Regions from separate parts of the Mus musculus genome. Here regions 1 and 3 are each linked to region 2. The links are chromatin contacts, found by POLR2A ChIA-PET in ENCODE. All regions are on one chromosome and are shown on one strand. The core of a region is the stretch at or near the end of the contact, and the rest is flanking DNA. Distances in the headings are between cores, read along the strand shown.

Region 1 (2,700 bases), core at 166-2,665, 140 kb after region 2:
ACTGTTGGGTCTCACACTCCATTTTGGATTTGCCTTTGAGGATCCCCACCCCCGACTTCCCCAAGGGGAAGGGCTAAGGGAAAACTATTTAGTTGGTGAACCCTACCTTAAGACGCCAGATTCTGGCACAGTCCCCTGTCAAGCTAGTGCAAGCCATCTGGGAGAACCACATGGGCCCTGAGCTTCCAAGAGACCCTGAAGGCTGGAAGGCGGACATTAGGAAATAAATACTTTACCTCTGTCCTTCCGTGTCTCAATACTGGTGACTTGTGGGCACTGCCCTCCACGCAGAGCTGGACAGAGTCCCTGCACAGAATAGGCCTGGTCATCCTGAGCAAGAAGATTAACAGAGCGGGGCAGTGGTGGTGCACACCTTTAATCCCAGCACGTTGGGAGGCAGAGGCAGGCGGATTTCTGAGTTCGAGGCCAGCCTGGTCTACAGGGTGAATTCCAGGACAGCCAGGGCTACACAGAGAAACCCTGTCTCGGGAAAGAAGAAGGAGGAGGAGGAGGAGGAGGAGGAGGAGGAGGAGGAGGAGGAGGAGGAGGAGGAGGAGGAGGAAGATGATTACCAGAGCACCCTGCAGAGGACTCTAGAATTCTGAGGAAGAGACGGTGTGACACAGGGACTTTAATTCATACTCTGGACAGTTAACACTTGAGGTGTCCAGGGATCACCACTTCAGGGATGACTAAATTACTGCTTATCTACATAAACACCCAAAAGAGTCATAAATTAAGGTTCTTTTGCAAAGTGATTTATGTACCATATGTGACCTGAGAGAAAGAGTGATCTGGCTGGCACTTCTGGCCCAAGGAACTTCTGAAAATCCAGCGAGCTGTGGTCTGGGGCTGGAGCTGCCGGTCGTGTGGTTCCGGGGCCGCTACTGCAGGAAAACAGCTGTGCTTCTTTCTAAGAGATCCTGTTGTACACACCAGGCCTTGCACTGAGTAACAAAACAACACTACGACCTCTAATGTCTGTGTCTGTGACTGGAGACAGTCTTGCAAGGTGGTGGCGAGGAGGCCACAAGCTTTCGAATATCAAATTTCTGCTGCAGCGCCTTGCGGCTGTGAAACCATAGCAAGGTCAGAACCAGGGTCCCAACCTCTCCAGGGCCCCGAGGCTCATGGTCTCCCACTGCAGGAGCATACCTGCTTCCGGGACCAGCTTTCTTTTGGGGGAACGGCGCGGCCTAGCGGCCTCTGGTAACCGATGCAAGGATCCCTCTCTTCCCTCTCCCTTCCCCCTCCCGAGTCCCAGCTCTTGGTTTGCGCCTTGGCCTCGGGATCTTCCGGGTCCCACCGCGCGCTGCTCGCGGGCAAGCCGCTGGGCTCTGGCGCCTTGAGCATCCGAGCAGGTCCTGCCCCCGCCGTAGGCGTGGGGACCTAGAGCTGCCCTCCGCTCCTTGTCCCGGGCCAGAGGCGGACACTAGGCGGTAGAAGCAGCTGCAGGGTCTGCCCTGCCCCCGCCCCGCGCGGAGAGCTGCTGCCAGGAACAGCAATATTAATAGGTACAAACTTCCTGGAAAGATTTTCGTCTTCGCGGTAAATGACCCCTCCTTGTCTGCCGGGGCAGGCGACGGGGAAGCCTGGGACCCACAGGAGCCAGGGACATTTGGGACCCATGGAGCTGTGGCTCACGAGAGCTGAGGTTCATTGGTTGGGGACCCACTCGGTGGGCAGGTCACAGACACCGTAGGGCAGGGCTGGGCTCGCCTTGGTAAATTAGGCGTTGGAGCCGCGACGCCCGATTGCCATTCCTCGGGAGCGCGCACGCCCTGGGCCACCCCGCCCGTATGCAGCGGCCGTAGCTCCTCCTCCGGATCGGGCTTCGGGGACCTTTGGTCACTTAGGAGCACCCAAACAACTCTGCAGCTGGTGCCCATAGGTGCGCGTCATTCCTTTCTCTAGAATTACCTGGCCCAGAAGCAGTTGTAGCCAAAGCCACCTCTCTCTTTCCCAGTCGCCAAGAGAGGACGGATCAGGAAGCGTCCCACCGGCCGCTTGGGCGCTGTGTGGTCAGTCCATGCCTGCATCTTGCGGATAGTCAGGTCCCAGTGCCTCCGCAGGAGGCTCACTCCCCGTACGGTGGCTGGAGTTCCCAAACCCTTTTTTTTTTTTACAACTCTGGACAGGGCGCCTGTTCTAGATTGGTTGGAGGTGTTTTCCCACCTGAAAGTCATCATTCATTGAAAATATTTATTGAAGCCGATGTGGTGGGAAGCTTGTAATTCCAGCACTCTGGAGGCAGAGGGAAGAGGATCTCCCATAGGTAAAGTTAGCCAGGTACTGAGCCCTTGACTTAAACAAACAAATTATCGCTACAAAGCAAACACAAAAATCCTCTTTCCCAAAACTTGAAAAAAAAAAAAAAAAGACAGAATTGAAACATACATGTGGGCAGATGGCCATGGAAGCTCACGGGAGGAGAGGCAGGAAGAGGATGGAGCAGGACAGAGCTGTGTAGACGTGTTTAGTGTTGGGACTGGGTGGTTGGGAAAGAGCAAGCCAGCCTCACAGGCTCACTCCCAAAGATGAAGACTGGCCCTGCTGGTTCCACCGGTGGTGTGGGAGTCAGAACGGCAGTTTGGGGCATGCTGGGTTTGATGCACACATTGGACATCCAAGGGTAGGGCGGAACAGATACTGGTCAGACAGGTCTCCATGCGAGATGCGAGACAGGGGAAAACACCTGAA
Region 2 (2,700 bases), core at 114-2,613:
GTTACAACGTTTTACTTCCCGCCCACCTCCTCCCCCACTTACCCTGGGCCCAGAAGGGCCAGCACCCATGTGCTTCTCTTGCTCGCACTAGTCTTTCCCCTCACCTCTCGAAAGGTGGATTTTCCATCCTGCCCCTCCCTCCACCCCAGATTCAGCGGTACTCCCTACTGTCTATAAACTGGAGGCTGTAGCAGCAAACAGCTGGCTGCAAGGAGCCATTATAAGTTCTTTCCACTCATTAAGCAAGAGTGGAATTTTTGCCTGCATTTTACTGAGGAGAAGTTGAAGCACAAGTATTAAGCTTGCCTGGGACTGATACAAGTAGCAGCCCAAGTTGCACCCTTAACTTTCACAGCCTGCTGCCCTTTTCCTGAGCCTGAAGTCTTCCACTCTATTGCTCGCCCAAGAGTCTCATCTTGTCTTTCTCCAACCTGTGCCTCACATTCTTGAATGTGTTCTAGAAAAGAAATGAAAGCCTGCCCTTCGTACTACTTAAGACCTCGCTTTATTCTTTTTACCAAGCCCAACTTAGCCTGGGCTGGCCTGTCTAGATCTGCTCTCACCTCACTGAACCATCTTTAAACTTTTTAGTTTGTGGAAGTCACTCATCCACTCGTTTTTGTTTTGTTTTAAATTCTCCATTCGCCGACTACCCCCTCCTCATAAATCCCTGGAGAATAGACCCACCCCGGAGATCAACCACGCTTGTAAAAATAGTAGTTGAAAAGCCACCGTGGTTTAAATACTAGAAAGTGTTACAGATGGGAACCGTGAAATCTTTCCCGGCTTCTTTCAGCAAGGGAGGAATCCCCATCCAGTTTCATTACACTTGGCTAGTGTCACTTGTGTCTTCCCCAAGCATCCTTAGTCACTGTGAGGCTCCCAGCTCACTACCGGTCTCGGGTGGAGCGCATTAGAGAAAGAAAGCAGGACAGTTCACTAGCCCTCGGCCTACACCAACTTGGTGACCTCTCAAGGTCTCGTCCCGGCCGCTCGCAGCTCAGGTTCCGGCCCGGGCCGCCCGGACCCCGCGTCCGTGACCTGCAGGCGAAGCGGACGCCGCGGCCCGGGCACTCGGTGGGGGGGAAGGGCAGGGGCCGGGGCGCCGGAGAAACGCGATCTGGGGAGCCGAGTCCACGTTACTTTGGGCAGAGCCCCCTCCGTGCCAAGCGACCAGGAACCCAGGTCTCGTCCGCCGCGCCACCGGCCCGGGCCTGCGTCCCGCTCCCCTCGGGAACCGGCCTGCAGTTCCCGCAGCCGCAGCGCGGGCCGCGCGCCGGGAGCGAGCGCAGGCGAGGGGGGCGGCGCGGGCGGGCGCATCGGTGCTGGCGCCGCGCCCCCCGCGCTCGGCCCTACCGGGCCTCTCGGCGAGGCGTCCCCTGTCCTCCTCCGGGCCCGGCCCGGGGTGCGGGCGAGGCCCCGAGGCCCCCTCCCGCCGGGCTCGGGCGGAGCCGGACGGCCTGGCGGGAGCAGGCGCCGCGGGCCGCGAGCTCCTCATTCGAACCTCCCTCGCAGACAGTCTCCGCCCCACAATGCACCGGGGCGGGCAGCCTTTGAAAAAGCGGCGCGGCTCGTTCAAGATGGCGGAGCTCGACCAGTTGCCTGACGAGAGTAAGTAGCGTCTCAGAGCAGCCCTCCTTCCCGCCGGTTGCCCGTCCCGGGGTCGCACCGGCCGAGTCCGGTTGCCGGGCAGGTGGGATGGCCGCCAGCCCACCGCAGTCCCCGGCCTTCCTCCTCAGGCGCTGCCGCCGCGTCGCCGCCTTTGTTATGGTGTCTTGTGTGTCTGTTTCTGGGGTTGTGCGAGCGCCAGCGCCGGAAACCGAAAGCCCGGGAGTCCAGCCTGTCCTGACGGAGTCGGCGGCTGCTCTCCCGGAGCGACTGCTGTCGCCGGCCGGGGTGGGCGAAGAGCGGCCCCCCAGTTGCGGGCGCCGTCCTCCTCGCCCGCCCGGTTATGTAACTCGCCGGCCGGGGGCCGGGAGGGCTCGGGCTGGGCACCGGGGACACAGCCCCTCTTGGTGCCCCGGGCCTCCGATCTGATCCTCTGACGGCTCCTGCTTCTGCAGGCACTTGTGATCGCTCCCCCCGACCCCCCGCGTCCATCCTGGAAGTGTTTTCTTCCGTGTCACACAGGCTTGGCCCCTTCCCCTGGGACTACAGGTGGCCCTGGACCTTTCCGGAGATGATCCAGCCGGGATACAGTGCCGAGGTAGCCCCATTCCCAGTCTCCCTCCTGAGTGGATGTGTCTCTAGACTGTGGGGTGGGCATTACACACGGATGTGAGCACCGCAGCCCATATAAGTATGTTATTCTGCCTGACACCCACCCCTGTTCACTGCCTCACTTCTCCTTCTATACTCACAACCTCTGAGACGGATGTTCACCTGTCCGCAGACAGTAAAGCCAGCTACTCTGCGACCTAAGGACAAGGGAACAATTTTGTAATTTTCATATTGCACACATTATTAAAAGGCATTTTAGTTACAAAATGGTCTTGAAGCAACACGTACTCTGTGGTGTGTATTTGTAGCCCTTGGTCAACGAAAGGTTCGCAGGTGTGGTGGCGCACATCTTTAATCTCAGCACTCGGTAGGAAGAGGCAGGTGGATCTCCGAGTTCGAGGCCCACCCAGTCTACATACCAAGCTCCAGGACAGCCAAGGCTACACAGAGAAATCCTGTCTTGGAAAACAAACAAACAAA
Region 3 (2,773 bases), core at 239-2,738, 170 kb after region 2:
GATTTAAAACAAACTAGAAAATTGTCAGCATTTATACTTTATAAAGCTATTTCCGAGCGATAAAACAGCCAAAACCAGAGAGACGCCCCCCACCATGGCTTTCGATCCAATTCATTTAATTAAAGTAGAAATTAGAAACGTCTGCAAACATTCGATCACAAACAAGTCAAATGAACGAAGCCACAAACACAGAAAGGTCGAGTCAAATTACAGCCAAAAAAAAAAAAAAGAAAAAGAAAAAAAAGAAAGAAAAAGGTTTCAGCGCCCCCCCCCCGCTCGGTTTGCTGCCCCCCTCTCGCGCCTGGCAGTTGGGTTGCTGTAAATATCTAAAAACATTCTTGAGGTTTGTTTCTTTATAGTTATGTTGACAAAAAGGCGTCTCGAAATGCAAGAACAACAGCCATCGCCAGTGAGCATTCCACAAAGCCCGTCCCCCTCCCGGGCTTCGCTATGGAAGCCGACTGCCCCGCACCCAGGCTTAATTAGCGCTCGACACCGGCCGCCCGGCCCACCCAGCACCACATAAACTTTTGGTTCTGCCTCCCCTGGGTCCCTAGGTTCGGGGTACCGGACCTGCCCGTCTCGGTCCCCGCACCCCGCGCTGGCAACGAGCGACTCGGCTCCCGAAGACTAGCACAAAATGGAAACAATTGGAAACGTATCCGATTCCCTTCCAGAGAGACAAACAGCAAATCGTTCGAAAATACCCCATCCCCTGCCACGTGCCGCTCTCCAAAAATGCAAAAGTTCTTTTTTTTTGTTTTCTGCATTTCATAAGCATCGTTTCTTTTTCTCCAAAAAAGGCAAAAAAATGTTCTTAAAATTTTTTCCTTCCATTTTAAAATGGGGAAGAGAGAAACGGGGGGAAAAAAAATATGGTCGGTGACCAGAGAAGAGAGACAAGATGGTGAAGCTCAGGCACAACTGTGGAGAGGCAGCAAAAAGCGAGTTAGCCCGGGGTGGAAAGCGGCGGCGATTTTACCCCCTTTGCGCCCGAAAAACTGGGGCCTGGGACCCGGAGGCGGCAGTTAAGAGGCTCGCGCGGGACATGGTGAAGGTCTGGGGTCCCGGGAAGGGGCAGCGGGAGGGATTTCACCGAAGAAAGAGGAGCCCGCGGCGCCGGAGGGAGACAGGCTCGACGCCGCGGCGGTGCCACTGCTGGGCTGAGACGGAGAGACCGGGGAGCCGCCGCCGCCACCGCCCGCGGAAGGCAAACTCGCTCCCCATCTCCATTTCTGCGCCAAAAAGTTTGCGGGTCGAGCCCGGGGGGACTGTGGGTGCCTCCGTGGGCCCCTACGAGGCCGACGGCGAGCGGAGCCCGGCTCCGGGAAGGCGGGCAAACGGAGAAACTTACCCCCCTTCTCCTTCGGCTGGAGCTCGGCAAGCGAGAGGCGGCGCTGGCGTTGGAGAGCGGCAGCGGCGCGGCGAAGGCTGCGAACACAATTGAAAGATGGCTGACACCGAGGCTTTCCCCTACACACGCCGCCCCGCCCCGCGCCGCGCTCCAGCCAATCACACACAATGGAGGGAAGGCTCGGCCCCGCCCAGGGCCCCCGCGCGCCCCGCCCCTCCCCTCCCCCCGCGCGCTCGTTCGCTGGCGCGCGCTCGCTCCTCCCCCGCGCGCCGCCCGCCCATTCCTCCCGCCGCCTCTCGCGGTGTGTACAAACACAAAAGACACGCCGAGGGGCCCGCCGAGGGGCCGTCTGCCCTAGTCCGTCCCCGGCCCACACTCCCTCCCCGTCGGACGCAGGCGTTAAGTGAGCCCCCGAAGCCCAGCTTTGGGGTGCACAGCGGGGGGTGTGGGGGCGGGGAGGGCGGCGCGGGCTGCGGACCAGCGCCCGGCCTGCGGGGGGAGGGGCATCGCCCCCGCGCGCGCCCCCGAGGTTCCCGGCCCGTGTGGGGGCGGGGAGAAGGCCGGGACCGTACGGTCGCCGCGCCCCAGTTGAAAACGCGCCCAAGCGGGAAGCTAGCTGGCAAAGTGGAAGCCCCAGTCCCGCGCCCACTTTCGGACCGCGCGGCGCGCCAGGGGCGGGGGACCCGCGGGCCTCTTCCCGCCTTCGCTCCCCGCCGAGCGCGGGCCGGTCCGGAGGCTCGGGCCAAGTCGCCTGAGGACAAGTCGGTCGCAGACTCTAGCCCCGGGAGAGGAGGGGCAGCCTGCGGGGCAGTGCGGAGACTGTCAGCGCGTCGCAGGTGGTGGCACCGGGGCCGAGGGACAGGGCTCGCCCTCTTCCTAGGCCGCGGTTCTTGGTGCAAGATGGCTGTTATTTTGTAAGCCTCTGAGACAATGTGCAACACAGCTGTAGCAGTCTAAGGCAGAGTAGGCCTTTCCACCCCTTCGCTGTTTGGAGGAGCGCTGCAGAAATCTCGTGACATAAGAGTCTAATGTCAGACACAGGAGGCTGAAACGGCAGGTAGAAGGAAAAGCTGTTTCCCGCTTTCCTTCTGCCCAGTAGCTTGGGCAACAGACTGCATAGCTCAAGTTCTCATTAAGTGACCCACAAACATCTGAACCGTCCCCAGGTGGTATTGACCAGGCTACACAACTCTGGGTGAAGGCTTTCGGTAGAAGAGTCACAAAGGTCCCGTAGGGTACTGATGAAGGACAGTAGCATACATGTAATCTGAAGACCTCTCAAAGCAGTCTTATCATGAACATTATCCTGAAACAGATATGTGGAAATCAGATATGAGAGAAGAAATGGATTTGGCCAAGGTCACTGAACTGAGGAACAGACCCTAGAGGGAAAAAAAACAACAACCCAGGCCTCCTGTT

The links. ChIA-PET counts read pairs that join two places held with the same protein, here RNA polymerase II (POLR2A).
Region 1: POLR2A ChIA-PET joins it to region 2 with 15 read pairs in Patski. The contact joins the promoter of 2900024J01Rik here to the promoter of Lin9 in region 2. POLR2A ChIA-PET finds 5 or more read pairs at or near these places in 3 of 5 experiments (Patski and embryonic stem cell).
Region 3: POLR2A ChIA-PET joins it to region 2 with 13 read pairs in embryonic stem cell. The contact joins the promoter of H3f3a here to the promoter of Lin9 in region 2. POLR2A ChIA-PET finds 5 or more read pairs at or near these places in 4 of 5 experiments (Patski and embryonic stem cell).

Annotation. Positions count from the first base shown.
Region 1 is chr1:180,776,546-180,779,245 of GRCm38, forward strand. 2900024J01Rik (a long non-coding RNA gene) reads left to right here and starts at 1,416. Exons shown (of 3, transcript XR_373751.4): 1 at 1,416-1,514.
Region 2 is chr1:180,639,787-180,642,486 of GRCm38, forward strand. It overlaps Lin9 (lin-9 homolog (C. elegans)), which reads left to right and starts at 1,364. Exons shown (of 15, transcript NM_001103182.2): 1 at 1,364-1,611. The coding sequence starts at 1,533.
Region 3 is chr1:180,812,117-180,814,889 of GRCm38, forward strand. H3f3a (H3.3 histone A) reads right to left here and starts at 1,489. Exons shown (of 4, transcript NM_008210.5): 1 at 1,355-1,489.